Linked DNA regions of Homo sapiens: region 1 is linked to region 2. Evidence: chromatin contacts called from ENCODE Hi-C or POLR2A ChIA-PET data. All regions are on one chromosome and are shown on one strand. Each heading gives the region's core, a stretch centred on a gene start or an enhancer-like site at or near the end of the contact. The rest is flanking DNA. Distances are from core to core; before and after follow the strand shown. Region 1 holds the start of PODN (podocan). Region 2 overlaps SCP2 (sterol carrier protein 2).

The links. A loop is a pair of places that touch in the nucleus more often than their neighbours do. ChIA-PET counts read pairs that join two places held with the same protein, here RNA polymerase II (POLR2A). Pooled maps may share reads with other maps.
Region 1: a loop to region 2 is called in a map of ovary, with 2.0 times the contacts of the local background. The contact joins the promoter of PODN here to the enhancer-like site in region 2. A Hi-C loop is called at or near these places in 11 of 168 maps with a recorded cell type or tissue (chondrocyte, heart left ventricle, heart right ventricle and 5 more) and 8 of 50 pooled maps. POLR2A ChIA-PET finds 5 or more read pairs at or near these places in 7 of 52 experiments (AG04450, Caco-2, GM10248 and 4 more).

The regions. Positions count from the first base shown.
Region 1 is chr1:53,060,531-53,065,783 of GRCh38, forward strand. It overlaps PODN (podocan), which reads left to right and starts at 1,683. Exons shown (of 11, transcript NM_153703.5): 1 at 1,683-1,778. RefSeq lists a silencer at 1,661-1,848.
Region 2 is chr1:53,022,166-53,027,035 of GRCh38, forward strand. The region is part of intron 12 of SCP2 (sterol carrier protein 2); the gene reads left to right. Among named protein-coding and RNA genes, the nearest start is that of PODN, 38 kb to the right of the region's middle. Within about 2 kb of position 3,051, at least 8 of the 41 ENCODE cell types and tissues checked have a DNase peak (open chromatin) inside an H3K27ac peak, as active enhancers do; they include heart right ventricle, ovary and transverse colon, where a contact is called at or near this core.

The DNA of each region.
Region 1 (5,253 bases), core at 433-2,932, 37 kb after region 2:
TGGCCTTAGCAGTTATAAGTATAGAGAATATCTTCCCCACAGGGCTAGGATGATTAAGATATTTTAAGGATTTAGGATGGTGCCTGTCATTTATTAGGCACTCAATATGTGCTGGCTCTCATTGTCCTAAAAGATTTTTAGTCCATGAGTATTCAAGCTAGTAGAATCCTGTCCTTTTAGCTCTACTTGAATCTAGGCTCAATGTTCAGGAGAAGACACGAGATGCATCTCTGTTGGTCCAGGTCCAATGCTGTGAATCACACCAACTCTTGTGAGTTTGAGCTCCAAAAGGACTGGAATTTGAGGCCAAAGAAGGCAAAATATTTTCCCTCCCCATTCTTGCTAAGTTCTTGGGTTGTTGGTGTAATGGAAACAGACAGTCCTGGGTTCAAATCTAGACTCTACATTTGCCTGCTCAAGTTACCTGCCTGTTTCCATCATGGGAAGAACTTGGGCTGTGGAGAAGGGTAAACCTGGGGTCAAAACCCCAGCTCTGCCAGTGAATGGGCATTTTACTCAGTCAAGTATCCTTTCTGAGGCCATCTCTTTTCTATAAAGTGGGGCAGCAGCAGTTCTTCCTTTGCGGAGTTGTGAAGCAGAGCATAATGCATATGGTATAACCTCACGGGGGCGGCAGCCAGTGAAAAGTCTGGAGCTGCTTTACAGGGGCCATTCATTCATTCATTCATTCAGGTTAAGGTTGAGCAAGGGGTCCCACGTGTGACTTATGCATCCTTCTCCCTCTTCAGTGGGAGGACAGCCAGGTGAGGCAGCTGTGGATGCCCTGCCCACAGGCCAGAGCAGGTAAGGGGAGGAGGCTTGCTACACAGTGGAGGTGCCAAGTACCACCTAAGCCCAGCCGCATTGCCTGTTCCACCGCCGAAGCCCCTGGCGCCAAACAGTGTTGCTTCAGCTGGTAGTAGTTAATACTCCTTTACTTGGAAACATTTTCAGTTCCTGGGAGCAATATGGTGGTGTGAGGTCTCACTGTTCACCCGCCCTGTTTCTCTGTGACTGGGATCTGCATGTCCCCGACTCCGGCCCAATTTACCATTCTTCAAGGCTCACCAGGCTGTGGGCCCAGGGCCAACAGGGATGGGAGTGGAGGGTGGGGTGGAGCGTGGGGAACTTTTCCGGGAAGAGGCCCAGCAGGGTCTTGGCTGGCGGCCCCATTAGCCACGGCCCAGGACCCCAGGGTGGGAGAGTGAACGGAAAGGTACTCGTGCCTGGAGCGGTTGCAACATCCTCTGTAATGAGGAAGATACAGCTCAGAGGCACTGGGTCGAAGGACCCCTCTCCCCAGCCCTCCTTTCAGGTGTCGGGGCCTAAAGGGGGTCCAGTTCCAGTGCGGAAGGCTGGGAACTAGGAAGCGTCGCGGACCAGACAGCCCGCCTTCCCGGTCTCCCGGGTGGGGGTTCGGGGGGCGTGGTGCGGCGGCCGGGGCTGAGAGGGGTCGGTGCGGCGGCTCTGCCTCCCCGGGAAGTGGGAACCGGCCAAGTCCCGAGCGGGGAGGGGCAGGCTTTCTCCTGCCCGCGCCTGGGGGGACCCTACGCCTGTGTCCGAAGGAGGCCGGCGTCCAGCAGATGCTCCCGGGGCGGGTGGGGAGTGGGGGAAGGGGGCGGGAGAGAGGCGGGGAGGAGAAAACCCACAACAAAACTTGCGTCGCGGAGAGCGCCCAGCTTGACTTGAATGGAAGGAGCCCGAGCCCGCGGAGCGCAGCTGAGACTGGGGGAGCGCGTTCGGCCTGTGGGGCGCCGCTCGGCGCCGGGGCGCAGCAGGTACAGGGCGCTGGCAGCCGGGGTGGGCCGAGGGGCCGGGGGCTGAGCCCGGGCAGCGCACTCAGACGTCCCCGCCTCTCCGGATGGCTCCAGCAGCTGCCTGGGGCGGGCCCGCCGCATCTCACCCCCTCTGTAGGACCCTGCACCCAGGGCACGGCCGGAGATCTCCTCCTCTGGAGTGCGACCCCTGCGCAGTCAGGACCCAGGCAGGGGCCTTCTCCTCTCTGAGCAGAGGCTGGTCCCCGTCCCCAGGCCCCTCCCGCTGCGCACATCTGGAAAGAATCTGAGGGCGGTTGGGGGCGGGGGCTGGAGTGGGAGGACGCCGGCGGGCGACAGGGAATGTGGGGGGCAGGTGGAACTGCGTAGGGGCGGGGACCCCTGTCATGAGAGCCTGGGCCCGAAGTATCCCCGCGTCTTTCCACGTCAACTCATCAGGCCCCCTAGCGACTCCAACCTCCACCTCTTTATAGATAGAGAAACTGAGGCCCAGAGAGGGGCAGAGGTCTGGCCCCAGGGCGCGTCGGACGCCGGGTGGGTCCCCTCCGGGGCTCGGCTTCCCCGGCCACTGTGCCGCCCCAGCTTAGTGCCAACCACTAGTTGAGCTAAAGGTCTCAGCTGGCGGTCTGGAGTCCGTCTATCTGTCTACGCGGCTGCTTCCCAGCCGGGACAGCTGGAGGGAGGAAGGGGTGGGGGTCCGCGAAGCGCGAGGAGCGAGATCCGCGCCTTCCTGCGAATGAGGCAGAAGCCCCAGGTTCCAGGTCCCCGAGCCACAGCCCGGCCTGGGGCGGGGGACGAGATCTTGGCGTTGGAATACCTGACGCTCCGTCAGGTGGAAGAGGAGGTGGTGGCGGGGCTGCGAGGCTCCTGGCAGCCTCGGGGGCTGGGGCTAGGAGAGGCAGCCGCAGCCTTTTGGAGAGGAGCAGGCGCGGCAGCAAGGGGCGAGCACCCCGGCCCCGGTGCGCGCGGCACTGACTGAGCTGGTCCGGGAGGCGCGGAGGATGCTCACCCAGCGCTTGGAGTGAATTACTGACCTGTCTGCCCTTCGATTACCGGCTGGCCAGGGAAGGGGAAGCTGTGGTCTGCCCTGCTCCACGAGGCGCCACTGGTGTGAACCGGGAGAGCCCCTGGGTGGTCCCGTCCCCTATCCCTCCTTTATATAGAAACCTTCCACACTGGGAAGGCAGCGGCGAGGCAGGAGGGCTCATGGTGAGCAAGGAGGCCGGCTGATCTGCAGGCGCACAGCATTCCGAGGTAGGTCACTCAGAAGAGCCCGTGGACTGCCCTGGGAAAGACCAGGGGGGACTGCTCTGGGGGTTCTGCTCCCTCATGTCCACTCTTAGGGCCCAAGACCCAGTCTACTCTAGCCTAGAGTGCAAGTTAAGAAATGTCAGAGTCACACGACTGTTTTCATGTCATCTGTGGGAGCACACTTTATCCCTTCTGTCTGAGTCTAGGATAGGGGATTACTAATGGTGGCACTTTTAGGCTTGGTGTAGTCATACATGCGAGTGCTGGCCGTGTCCTGCTTGGAACCCTTAATGAGTCCCTATCACCAACACTAGCATGGCGGTGGAGGCCCTTGGCCACCCAGGCCTCCCGCCCTGTTGACCCTTCCTTAAACACACGTCCCTCTCCTCTAGCCCCACCCCTACCTTTTGATCACACTCTACCTCTGCCTGGAGGGCTGTTTCTCCCACTCCGTCCACTTGGAGAACTCCCGCTCAGTCTTCAAGGCCAACTCAAGGCTCTGGGCAGGAGTCAGAAGACCCACATTTTACTCTTGGCCTTGGCTTTAACACACTAATTTGCAAACTGGGGGAGTCAGAGCAGATCATACTGCAGATCTTTAGATCTTTTCCAACTCTGCCTTTCACAAAGTCGTTCATTCAGCAAACATTTCCCCAGCACCCCCACTCCATGCTTGGGGAGACAGGGGAGGCCCAGCTGAGACTTGAAGGATAAAGCCAGCCAAGGTTGCTGTGGAAGCACCCAGAAACACCCTAACCCAGCCAAGGGGGCAGGAGAGGCTTCCCTGAGCAGGGGCATTTCAGCAGGAGCTTTCTAGGGATGGGCAGCAATGCCAGCCCTTTGTGCTTGAGCTCCAAATCTGCAGAATAGAAAGACGAACATGTAGTCCCAGGATTTCTATTAGAGTCAATAAGATGCAGCTGTTTGGGGCCCAGCACAGAGCAGGTGGTCAGTTGATTTGTACTGACTTTGAGTGGAGAAGGAAGGTAGTGCTGAGGGCTGAGGATCCGCCTCTTGATTTGGGGCTCCCTTTCCCTTCCTTCTTCTAGTCCTACCTTAACCTCACACTTTGGGCCTTGAGGTTTGGTTCCCTGGTAGTGGTCAGGGGAGACAGTGGGTCCCACTTACTTTCTCAGTAACAGTAACCCCTGGTATGTCACACCTATTTGATGCCAGCGGTGACAGGCTGAGACTGCTATTTCATTTAATTCTCACAAGTAGCTCCCAACTCCATTTCTTAGACTAGTTAACAGAGGCTCGGAGCAGTAAAGTGGCTCATCCAGGCTTACACAGCAGTCAGAATTGGAACCCATGCCCTTCTGTCTCTAAAGCTCTCCATATGAGAAACACTCACTGCTGGCTGAGCTTCCCCGCTGTCCAGGGGTTTGAGATGTTCCTCACCAGGTGGACTTGAAACTCCTGGAGACCAGGGAGCTCCCCTGTTCTTCCCCACACACCTCCCACATGGCTGGGTACACAGAAGGGGCCTTGGGGGGCTTATCTTGCTCCATTCTTAGAAGAGCAAGGCTGGGTACAGTGGCTCATGCCTGTAATCCCAGCACTTTGGGAGGCCGAGGCAGAAGGCCAGAAGTTCAAGAACAGCCTGGGCAACATAGTGAGACCCCATTTCTAAAAATAAAAAATTAGCCAGATGCCAGGTGTGGAGGCACATGCCTGTAGTTTCAGCTACTCGGGAGGCTGAGGTGGGAGGATCACCTGAGCCCAGGAGCCCAAGGCTGCAGTGAGCCATGATTGTGCTACTGCAGTCCAGCCTGGGTAACAGAGGGAGACCCTGTCTCAAAAAAAAAAAAGAAAGTTGGAAAATTTAGACTCAGATGGGTCAGTGGTATGGCCAAGGTCACACGGCAAACCAGGTAGTAGGGCTGGACCTTCCCAGTGCCTCACAGCCCTGAGAGTGGCTGGCGAAGCTGGAGGGACCACTCTCCAAGCCCTGTCTGTCCTTCTTACCTCTTCCTCCATTCCTGCAGTCCAGCACCTCTCTCTCTGCCAGGGGCAGGCCCCTTAGCCCTCACCTGTCCCAATTGCGCACCCTCGTGTCCACCCACAAACCTGCCTGTGTCACGCTCCTGCCTTTCAGTGGTCCTCGTCTTCCAGTGATAAGGACCACACTCCCTAACCTGCCCTTCATGTCTCTCCTTTGTGGCCTGGGCTTGTGGCGACTGTGCCTTTTTGTATCACTCCTAGTCCCTATCCCCCACCTGACAGT
Region 2 (4,870 bases), core at 1,801-4,300:
TACTTTCTGTCTCTATGGATTTGCCTGTTATGGACGTTGTATGTAAATGAAATCATACATTGTATGGCCTTTGGTGACTGGCTTCTTTCATTTAGCATAATGTTGTCAAGATTCATCCATGTTGTGGCATATATCAGTACTTGATTCCTTTATATGGCTGAAGGTTCCCATTTCTCCACATTCTGTCATTACTTCTTGTTACCTATCTTTTTAGTGTTAGCCATCCTAGTGGTTGTGTAGTGGTATTTCATTGTTCTTTGCATTTCCCTGATGGCTATTGATGATCAGCATCTTTTCATGTTTATTGGCTATATGCATATCTTCTTTGGAGAAAAGCCTATTCAGATCCTTTGGCATTTGAAAACTGGGGTCTTTGTATTTTAATTATTGAGTTGTGAGAGCTCTTTCACAATCACTTTTTGAGGGCCTGGTATGTGCCAGGACCACACTAGGCGTTTCACATGTACTTCTTTGTTTAATCCTCATAAAAGTCCCACACATTAGGTATTTCTGTTTATAGATGAGATTGATGATCAGAGTTAAAATAACTTATCTAAGGAGAGAGAGCCTTGAGTGGTAGGAATCAAGGTTCTAGCTGAGTGCGGTGCTTCTGTTTTCCTGGCTACTCTGTGCTCTCAGTCTTTGACATTGTTGTAGCAGAGCCTGTTTTAGGCCTTAGAATGAAAATTTTCAAGAATCATGGAGGGAATTCATATGCTGAGTAGGTTATTTGCTGGTTTTTATCTTCAAGTTTCCTTTCAATGTTTATATACTAGATTTATTCCAGGAAACATATATAAACCAAATTAAAAAAATAAAACCAATTGGAATTTAGTTTCTGATAAAAGAACTTTTTATGTAAAGAAATCATGAGGAACATCCTTTTGTGAATGTGAATACTCTCTGAGTTTAAGTTGATATATTCAGTTTTCTTAGAGCAGGGCACATATATAAATTTTAAGGAATGAGGGGTTTTCAGAAAACATTGATAAAACTTTACATATTAACTTTTAATCTGGATGAAAAGTTGGTTCATCACTAACTTCATGAGCTTTTCAAAACAAGCAAGATAAAAGACACACCTGTGACCTTTGGGAACATGCAAGATGTGGCAAGTTTGGAAAAGGGCACAATGATGATTAAAAGTAACTGAAAAATTGGACCAATGAAATGAAATTGGCTTGTGGAGAACTAGCTGTGGCTACTTGATTTTAGGTCACATATTCAGACTTTTGACCAAGACGATATACTGTACCATAGATAATTCTGCTCTGAATGGAACAGGAAGGAATTAGGAGTTAGGCAAGGGAGAATTCAGGGTAACTTCAGTTCCATTCAGTCACTATTCACTAAATGCTTATGATTTGCTGGGAACTGGCAATACAGAGATTTTTTTTAAAGAAAAGGTATGGTATCTGCTCTTAAGCCGTTGACATTTAGTAGGGTTTCACAGAAAAGTAGTTTCCTGAAAGGGCTGGGTCTCGAAGGGAGAAATGGAGTTTGCTAAGATGGAGGTATTCTGGACCCAGGGAGCAGCAGTGGCAAAGGCATAGAAGTGTGAGGTGGCATTCTGTGCAACGAGGACTGCACAGAGTCTGCTTGCTGGAGATGAGGTTCCATTCCCTGTTCATATATTAATATGATTCCTCTAGTAGGCTCTCTTTTCAATTTAGACTCTCCACACCCTTCCTTTCACCCTCACTCTCTGCTGATTACTTTGCCTTATACTTTGTTGAGAAATAGAAGCCATTAAACCCAAACTTCCTCAACTTCCATCCAAGACCTACAGACCCACTACACGAGAATTACACCCATCTGATCCTCTTTCTTCGCTTGAGTCTCCTCGTCCTGTCACAGGCCACAAGATTTTTCTCCTTCCATCTCCTTTTTCCAGGTTCCTTACCATCATCAGGCATACCTGTTCTGATTTGTTCATCTTAAAATGAAACCCAGCCTTTTTGAAAATCCTGACATGCTGCAAGATGGATGATCCTTGAGAACATTATGCCAAGTGATATGTCAGTCACAAAAAGACAAATACTATATGATTCCACTTAGAATCATAGTACCTAGAGGTACCTAGAGTATTCAAAATTATAGAGACAGAAAGTAGAATGGTGGTTGCCAGGGGTTGGAAGCAGGGGGGAGTGAGGAGTTACTCTTTAATGGGTAGAGTTTCAGTTTTGCAAGATGAAAAGAGTTATGGAGATGAAAGGTGATGATGGTTGCACAACATTATGACTGTATTTAATACTACTAAACTGAACACTTAAATATGGTTAGGATGGTAAATTTTATGTGTATTTTAACATAATAAAAAATTGGAAAATAAAATATTTTTTAAAAGTTATAGGACTCTCATATGCCCACATCCAGAAGGAAATGCTACATTTCTTTCTTTCTTTTTTTTTCTTTTTTTTTTTGAGATGGAGTCTTGCTCTGTTGCCCAGGCTGGAGTGCAGTGGCATGATCTCTGCTCACTGCAACCTTTGTCTCCTGGGTTCAAGCGAATTCTCCTGCCTCAGACTCCCGAGTAGCTGAGTTTACAGGCGCACACCACAATGCCCGGCTAATTTTTGTATTTTTAGTAGAGACGGGGTTTCACTATGTTGGCCAGGCTGGTCTCGAACTCCTGACCTCAGGTGATCCACCTGCCTCGGCGTCCCAAAGTGCTGGGATTACAGGTGTGAGCTACCACGCCTGCCCAGAAATGCTACATTTCTTTAAGAGATTAGTGAAAATAAAGATGTCATCTTTATCCCCCCCACCAAAAAAATCCCACAACTCTTCCTTGATACCACCACATTCCTCTCCAGAGACCACCTCATTTTACTGTTCCACTAAGACTAATGTCTCAAAAGAGCCACGCTGTGTCTATTTCCCTCTTCTATTCACTCTTCAATTCACTATAATCTGACTTCCACCCTCCACTGAAAACTGCTTTTGTCAAGGTCAGGTCATCTGTACTCTCCATGTGCACATCTAGTGGATACTTGACCTTGTGGCAGCATTTGACAGTTTGCCCCTCCCTCCTGGAATCTTGCTCCCGGCTCCTATGACACCATGCTGGTTTTCCTCTTGCATCACTGGCTGCTGCTTTCCCTTCTGTCCCTGACTCTGAGTAATGGAGGTCTAAAGGGCATTGTGCTGGACTCTCTTGTTTCTCTATAATTCTGTTACAGTCCCTGCCCAGGGATTTAAATGCTTTCACTATGCTGATGATTTCTCCATTTTATCTCTAGCTGGCCCTCTCCACTGAGCTCCAGACTCTCATATCCATGGCTTTCTTGTTTTATAAAATAGTATACTTACTGTGCCTTAAACAGAACTTGGATCCCCTCTATTCCCACTACATTCCTCCTTGTCCTCGTAATGGCCTCTCCATCACCCAGTTATTCAGGCCAAATGCCTGGATAATCCTTGCCCTTTCCTCTTTGTATCTCCCTCACCCCCACAGCAAGGCTTGTGGATTCTATTTCTATTTTGAATCTATTCCCACTCTCTATCTACTGGCAGACTGCCTCTGTAGTCCAGGCCACCATCACCTCCTATCTGGATTATTCCAACAGCCTCCTAACTAGTGCCCACTCCTCTTGCTCCTCTCTCCATCGTCATTCGTTCAGCACACTGTTGTAAGAATAATCACAAATCAAACAATTTCACTTCCATGTTATCATTTCTATGGATTTCCAAATTCCCTACTTTGGCCTGCCTGCATCATCATTTGGCCTGCCTAGTTCTCCAATTTCATTTCATGTCACTCTCCCCACACCTACTGTATTATAGAGACTCTGGTCTTATTTGACTTTCTTTTAACATACTCCTTTCTCCCTCAGGATCTTTGCAGTTTCCTCTTTGAATGGCTAGCTCCTTTTCTTCCTTTAATAAGGTCTTAGAGGTCATTCCTTGACTGTCCTTCCTAAAGTAGGTTCCTTTTTTTTAAATTTAAAATTATTTTTTATTGATGCATAACTGATGTACATAGTCTCAGGGTACAAGTACTAATTTAATACATTCATGTAATTTGTGAAAATCAAATCAGTATACTTGGGATATCCATCACCTTAAATATTTGTCTTTTCTTTATTCTAGGAACATTTGAATTATTCTCTTTTGATTATTCTCTTTTTGCTATTTAGAAATGTAAATGTATAGTAAACTATAGTCACCCTACTCCTGTTTCAAAGTACTTGGTACAGTTTGCAGTTATTTTGTGTTTACTTCTTTTTCTCCTCCACTGGAAGAATATAAACTAAGTGAGTGCAAGGACTGGGTCTGATCTGTTCACTATCATATCCCCAGTGTTTTGAAATGTCTTGCTTGGCATGTAGCAAGAAGTCATTAAATATTTATGAAACGAGGCCAGGCACAGTGGCTCACATCTGTAATCTCAGCACCTTGGGAGGCCAATGTGGGAGGATCGATTGAGCCCAGGAGTTTGAGACCAGCCTGGGCAACATAACAAGGCCCCTGTCTCTACAAAAAATTTGAAAAATTAGCTGGGCATGGTGGCATGCGCCTATAGTCCCAGCTTACTTGGGAGGCTGAGGCAAGATTGCCTGAGACCAGGAGTTCGAGGTTACAGTAAGCTGTGACAGGACCACTGCACCCCAGCCTGGGCGACAGAGTCCCTGTGGGAAAGAGAGAGAGAAAAAGTATGAAATAATAGAAGGAAAAGGGAAAGAGGAAGGAGAAATGGATTTGAGGACTGCAGGGAGACATACATGAGAGGAGAGGGGTAGAAAAAGACAGATGCTTATTGAACAACTGCTGCACTTTTTTTTTTTTTTTTTGACAGGTTCTCACTCTGTCACCCAGGATGGGGTGCAGTGGTGTGATCATAGCTCACTGCAGCCTCTATCTCCCAGGC